Linked DNA regions of Homo sapiens: region 2 is linked to region 1. Evidence: chromatin contacts called from ENCODE Hi-C or POLR2A ChIA-PET data. All regions are on one chromosome and are shown on one strand. The core of a region is the stretch at or near the end of the contact, and the rest is flanking DNA. Distances in the headings are between cores, read along the strand shown. Region 1 overlaps COLEC12 (collectin subfamily member 12). Region 2 has its middle 27 kb from the start of YES1.

Region 1 (3,262 bases), core at 230-2,729:
GCCACAAATCACTCCATGTGATTTTAGCTTTGCCAAAGAGATGCTTTGAGACTCTGGGTGGTCAGCCCACAGAATAAATTGTCCCTTCAGTCTGGCTTCAGGCTACCCACTTTCCACCCATTCTGGCCTACTGCAGTCACCTCCGCTTATGGCCACAGAACTGCATTCTGCTTTTAGTCCTAAGGAAAGCCTTGAGTACTGTATGTGAAGAATTCCAGTGACCTGGAAAAACAAATGGAGAAAGGCGATAAAGATTATCTCCTTTCTTATCACTCAGTTATTTCTCTGCCTGGTTGATACATCCTTTTTATTTATTTAACTTAAAATGACTTAAAAGGAAACGCAAGGGGAAAATATTAAGCAGGACTTCTAAGCCCAAAGAAGTCATATTTATATAATTTCCCAATTAACTGAGAAGTCAAGAATATCAAATATCCTATCATTATACATTCAGGAATCATAGATCTCAAATTTTATAAACAAAAATGGAATCAAACCCCCCATATTACTGGCAGAAATGAACGAAATGTATGTCCACAAGATTAAACTGCTCAGGCATTGTTGACATCTCCAGAAGAATCTCACAAGGTGAAAAGAGTTACACAAAAAACCAAATGTGAAAGTAAACTACTTTTCTTTCCAACTTCATCTCTATCTGGCGTCAGGCTGAGATTGTCACAGGCTGAGATTTTGAACTCATTGTGACTCATCTGTTATGTAAGCTGTAAGAGTTGGGACTTTGTCTCTTCTCTGCACTGCTATGTTGCCATCACCCAGATGATACCTGGCTCATAGCAGGAGTGCTATGGATGCCTGGTGTGAGTGAGTGAGTGAGACTATTTTCTAACTCTCCCTTCTAAGTAGCATCCCATTTTTACTCTCACCAATCGATGGTTTCCTCTGAATTCTCTTTCATCACTAGGTTTATTTAATTGAGGCCACTCAATGTATATATATATATGTATTTTTGAGATGGAGCCTCGCTCTGTCACCCAGGCTGGAGTGCAGTGGCATGATCTTGGCTCACTGCAAACCTCCACCTCCTGGATTCAAGCAATTCTCCTGCTTCAGCCTCCCAAGTAGCTGGGACTACAGGTGCCTGCCACCATGCCCAGCTAATTTTTGTATTTTTAGTAGAGACAGGGTTTCGCCATGTTGGCCAGGCTGGTCTCGAACTCCTGACCTCAGGTGATCCATCTGCCTCAGCCCCCCAAAACGCTGGGATTACAGGCATGAGCCACTACGCCCGGCCTTCATACTCATTTTTTTTAAATCCCAAAATACACATTTGGTGTGGGGGAGTCAGTTCTACCCTGTCCCCACCCTTTGACTAAACTTCAACTGTCCTTTCCCGCTGCCTCTGGTTTTGCGGGTGTTATTGTCCAAAGATACAGGGCCATACAGGCTGTCTCCTCGGGTGACCCGAGGACACCCTGTGGCCAGTGCGGTAATGAGTCATTGTTTATAGGAAGCACCCTCCGCTGCAGATGTTCTTCCAGACCCTCCACATGAGGCAGGCTTGTCCTCTCAGGCAGCAGCCACAAGCTTCTGTGCATGAATCTGCTTCTTAGACAAGATTGAACCTTCAAGGGGTGAGTCTGGAAGCACACCTGATTTATTCGTGGAAACGTAATCAAGAACTGTTATCCATGGCAAGGTGCTGTTCTGAGCAGCAGCATCCAAGTTAAGAAGCCCCATGTGAACTCATCCTAAAGAAAACTTGTTTTTAAGAATCTCTCTCCCAAAAAAGGGAGTGAAATGTAGGAGTCATTTTCAGTAAGATTAAGTTACTATTTCTTTCTAAAGCAATCAACCTTCTACAACTCACCCAGACAATCATAACCAGTTATTTGTAATTGTAGGTTCTTGTAAATGTATATCAAAAGTCTTTCACTTTCTCTTCCTGGCTCTTGGACTTGTTAGAGGCAAGATATTGAAATGTACAAGGTCCCTCTGGGTTCTCACAAGATCATGTGTGCGTGTGTGTGTGTGTGTGTGTGTATCATGTCCTCATAATGAATAGATATTCACACACATATATACACTCATGCCCAGAAGTCAGCATTCCAGTACACATTAGAAAGTTATTCATCTAACTGTCCCAAAGCAAGATTCGCTCCCTCTGCATTCTGATGAACCAGCCTAGTGAGTTTGGTTCATGGTAGCAAAGATCACAAGCGCGCAGGGAGATGCCGCATTATGCATTACTCTGCAAAACAGCTGCTCCTTTCTCTGAATAAGAGCATGTACTGATTTTTAAACTGCATTTTCATTCCAGGATAAATGACATGCTTCAATTTTGTTTTTTTATATTCTCTGCTGCTCTTGAGTAAAGAAAAGCTCTGCATTACTGTGCAAATAACATTCAATTTCTGTTTTGCTAAAAGAAATTGGAAAGCTGGACAGCCGGATAACTGGGGTCATGGCCATGGGCCAGGAGAAGACTGTGCTGGGTTGATTTATGCTGGGCAGTGGAACGATTTCCAATGTGAAGACGTCAATAACTTCATTTGCGAAAAAGACAGGGAGACAGGTGAGCAGTAGATGGGATTTAAGAGGGAGCTGCCAGCTTATGTCCTATGAAAGGGTGAGGGGTGGTGAGTACAAGGGCCCTGAATGCAGGCACTGCAATTAGGTTTCAGCCCTGGTTATGCCATTTATTAACTGGGCAGGTGATTAACCTCAGGGAAATAGTAATAGCATCTTCTTCACGAGGTTGTGAAGATTTAAATAAGTTAATAAATGTGCCTCACATGTAGGAAGTACTCAACGAATGCTAAACTAACTGACCCACATAAGTATCTTATATTGTGAGTTAATTGTTCTTTAAAATATAGCACCAGCCAGGCACGGTGGCTCACGCCTGTAATCCCAGCACTTTGGGAGGTGGAGGCGGGCAGATCACCTGATGTTGGGAGTTTGAGACCAGTCTGGCCAACACGGAGAAACCCCATCTCTACTAAAAATACAAAATTAGCCGGGCATGGTGGCGCATGCCTGTAATCCCAGCTACTCAGGAGGCTGAGGCAGGAGAATAGCTTGAACCCAGGAGGCAGAGGTTGTGGGGAGCCGAGATCGCACCATTGCACTCCAGCCTGGGAAACAACAGCGAAACTCCATCTCAAAAAAGAAAAGAGATATAGCACCAATGTTAGTTCTTTTCCGTAGACATCCATACACAGCTAATCCAGGTGGCCAAGCGTTCAATTCCACGTGTATCTATTGAGCATCTACTATAGGCCAGATCCTGTGATACATAATA
Region 2 (3,262 bases), core at 410-2,909, 520 kb before region 1:
GTATAACATCAGAGAGTAAGAGCTCAACCTCTGAACACCAGTGTCTCTGGGTTTGAATCTGTTACTTTCTGTAGAACATGGACAAGTTATTTAACTTTTCTGAGTCATGGGCTCATCATGTAAAACGGAAATTTAAAGTACTGATGTCAAGAAGCCATTCAGAGGATTACACTATAAAATGTATGCAAACTATTACAGTGCCTGGCACTTAGGAGGGGCTCAGTAAATGGCAAACAAGAACTTACACAAACACACACATACACACTCGCATTTTCAAAAAAAAAACTGAAAAGGGATTTTTAAAGAGGAAGAATAAGAGTCTGGATAATAGTGTCACTGAAGCCAATTGAAGAGAGAGTTAAAAGATGAAGATATGGCTAGGCACAGTGGCCCACACCTGCAAGCCTAGCACTTTGCGAGGCTGAGGCAGGAGAATTGCTTGAGCCCAGGAGGTTGAGACTATGAACCCTGAACTCCTGGGCTCAAGAGATCCTCCTGATTCAGATTCCTGAGTATGTGGGACTACAGGCATGCACTGCCACAGCTGGCTAATTTTTCTTTTTTTTTTCTTTTTTTTTTTGTAGATGTGGGGTCTCCCTATCTTGCCCAGTTCATCTCAGGCTGCTGGGCTCAATGGATCCTCCTGCCTCAGCCTCCCAAAGTACTGGGATTATAGGCATGAGCCACCACACCTAGCCTATAGTTTTTAATCCACAAGTTTCTCATAAAGAAAATAAAATGACCATAAATGTAAAGGAACTGAGCTCTTGCAAGGAGTTTTTGAAGCTACTTCTTTGGAGGGTACATTTTTAGTCTGAAACTTTTCTGGAAAAAAAAAAGTAGGAGTTAAACAAAGGGAGTGGGTATCTGTAGTCCAAAGCCAGAGGCACTGTTATCTCTTTCCTTGAGGGTTCAGGGACTAACACAATGACAGAAAAACTCCCTCCCACTTCCGCTCTATTATCATTTTATATCATTTGTTTTGTGACAGAGCCTGTGTTGCAGACACCTTCTATGCCCATGGATAGGAAATTAACAATCCAAGGCCATTTTCAGAATTTTTTGTTCCAGTAACCCTTCTGAATCATACACCTGGCTCTCCAGTATTACCAATCAGCCATTTTAAAAATTATTTAGAGACAAAAGAGGCTGTCGTGGCTCATTGTAGAGTGACCCTGACTTCATCGCCACTCAACAAGTGCTGGAACATAAACAGCACACACATCAGATCAGTTTTATAACTATTCTGGGAAACACATGAGATAGGCCTGAATATGAAAATGAAGTCATTTTCAAGGTCACTGTTTCAATAAAGGAAAACCTAATTGAAGCAAGCTGATTGTAAGTAAGTTCTGACTAATAGCATGGGCCTTCTCTCTCCAACAGGCTGCATATGCCATAAATTATTCACATATGTGGATGAGTTATTCTGATTTTCATGATGAGATCCTGGCTACTGTGCCATGTTCAGCTCATCCTCAATTTATTCTAACAAAAGAGCTCTCTTACCCTGGTTAGGGCACCCTGTCCCCTGGAGAGATTGTTCTCTAATGTAAATAGAAGCCCATCTAGCAAGCTGCCTGGGTTCTCACGTCCCGCTGAGCCCGCTAACGGCACTGCCAGTTTTGACCACCAGGTGGCGCCCGCAGAGCTCCACAGACGCTGCACAGCTGTGAACTCAACTCCAGCCCTCAGGGAAGGCAGCTCGCAAAGACCTAGGGCAGCCCGCCGATTTCCCAAAAAGAGCACTGAGAACCCAGCAAGGTGAGGGCCTAGCCCAAACTACACTGCTAGTTTGGAGGAGACAGAACTATGCCTCCTGATATGGTTTGGCTGTGTCCTCACCCAAATCTCATCTTGAATTGTAGCTCCCAGAATTCCCACGTGTTGCTGGAGGGACCCGGTGGGAGATAATTGAATCATGGGGTCAGTTTCCCCCATACTGTTCTCGTGGTAGTGAATAAGTCTCACGAGATCTGATGGCTTTAGAAGAGGGTTCCCCCTTCCCTTGACTCTGTCTCTCTGGCCTGCCCGCCATGTAAGACGTGCCTTTCATTGTGAGGCCTCCCCAACCACGTGAAACTGTGAGTCCATTAAACCTCTTTTTCTTTATAAATTACCCAGTCTCAGGTATGTCTTTATCAGCAGCGTGAAAACGGACTGATACACCTCCTCACTGTCAAACCCAAGTTCATCCAGCCAAACCAAAGTGGTTTTCAAACCAGAAGCAAAAAACAAGCAACACCACTTTTTTTAGTCAAATTTTATTGATAAAATATACTTTTGTCACTGCCCCCATCCACCCCACCCACGCCCCCACGTCTCAACAAATGAAAATGGAGTCGCCCTGATTGAAAGAATCATTCCTGAGGCATCGCTGAAGAACCATCAGGTTCCTCAGAAGAGTTTGAAAATGATTGATGAGGCTAGGTGCAGCGGCTCACACCTGTAATCCCAGCACTTTGGGAGGCCCAAGGCGGGTGGACTGCTTGAGGCCAGGAGTTTGAGACCAGCCTGGCCAACATGGCCAGTAGAGAAACCCCATCTCTACTAAAAATACAAAAATTAGCTGGGTGCCTGTAATCCCAGCTACTGGGGAGGCTAAGGCAGGAGAATTACTTGAACCTGGGAGGCAGAGGTTGCAGTGAGCCAAGGTCCCACCACTGCACTCCAGCCTGGGCAACAGAGGGAGATTCTGTATCAAAAAAAAATAAAAAATAAAAATAAGAAAGAAGAAGAAAATGATTGATGGAGTGGAATAAACTCTGAGCCGGGAGCCCTCAAACATGCTTGTCGTATTGATATTCTCTCTGTGGTCATAATTCTCTTCCCTGTTGCATTTCCACCTCCTCCACAGCCTCTAAATCTCCCCTGGACTCTGCCAGGGCTCAGACACCTGATGTCCCCCTGACCTCTGAGTTTACGAACCCCAACCTGGATCACAGTTGAACCATGTGGCCACAGTCATGGGAGCACTGGAGATTCTCCAGCCCCTGGCCCTTCTGCCCCACCTCCCTGGCTAATGCCTTACCTTGGCTTCTTCCTGCTGCTGAGTTCTGCCAAAAAAAATAAAATAGTCACTAGTTGGTTCTGTTACAAAATTAATGGTTTCCAGCTTTAGCTGGGCCACTGACACTATGAACACCGCTTTGCAGCTCTAGTGGGTTTCTTTTTCCATGCCTCACAGAGATGACCTGGCCATCCAACCCATTCCTTGCTTCTATCACTGTTAACACAAAACTGAGTCCTCACTGCATGCCAG

The links. A loop is a pair of places that touch in the nucleus more often than their neighbours do. ChIA-PET counts read pairs that join two places held with the same protein, here RNA polymerase II (POLR2A). Pooled maps may share reads with other maps.
Region 2: a map with no recorded cell type shows a loop between it and region 1 (7-fold over the local background). The contact joins two enhancer-like sites. A Hi-C loop is called at or near these places in 1 of 37 single-sample maps with no recorded cell type and 2 of 50 pooled maps. POLR2A ChIA-PET finds 5 or more read pairs at or near these places in 1 of 52 experiments (CD4-positive, alpha-beta memory T cell).

Annotation. Positions count from the first base shown.
Region 1 is chr18:320,933-324,194 of GRCh38, reverse strand. COLEC12 (collectin subfamily member 12) reads left to right here. Exons shown (of 10, transcript NM_130386.3): 9 at 2,388-2,533. Among named protein-coding and RNA genes, the nearest start is that of THOC1, 55 kb to the right of the region's middle. Within about 2 kb of position 1,479, at least 3 of the 41 ENCODE cell types and tissues checked have a DNase peak (open chromatin) inside an H3K27ac peak, as active enhancers do.
Region 2 is chr18:837,893-841,154 of GRCh38, reverse strand. No RefSeq gene overlaps it. Among named protein-coding and RNA genes, the nearest start is that of YES1, 27 kb to the right of the region's middle. Within about 2 kb of position 1,659, at least 2 of the 41 ENCODE cell types and tissues checked have a DNase peak (open chromatin) inside an H3K27ac peak, as active enhancers do.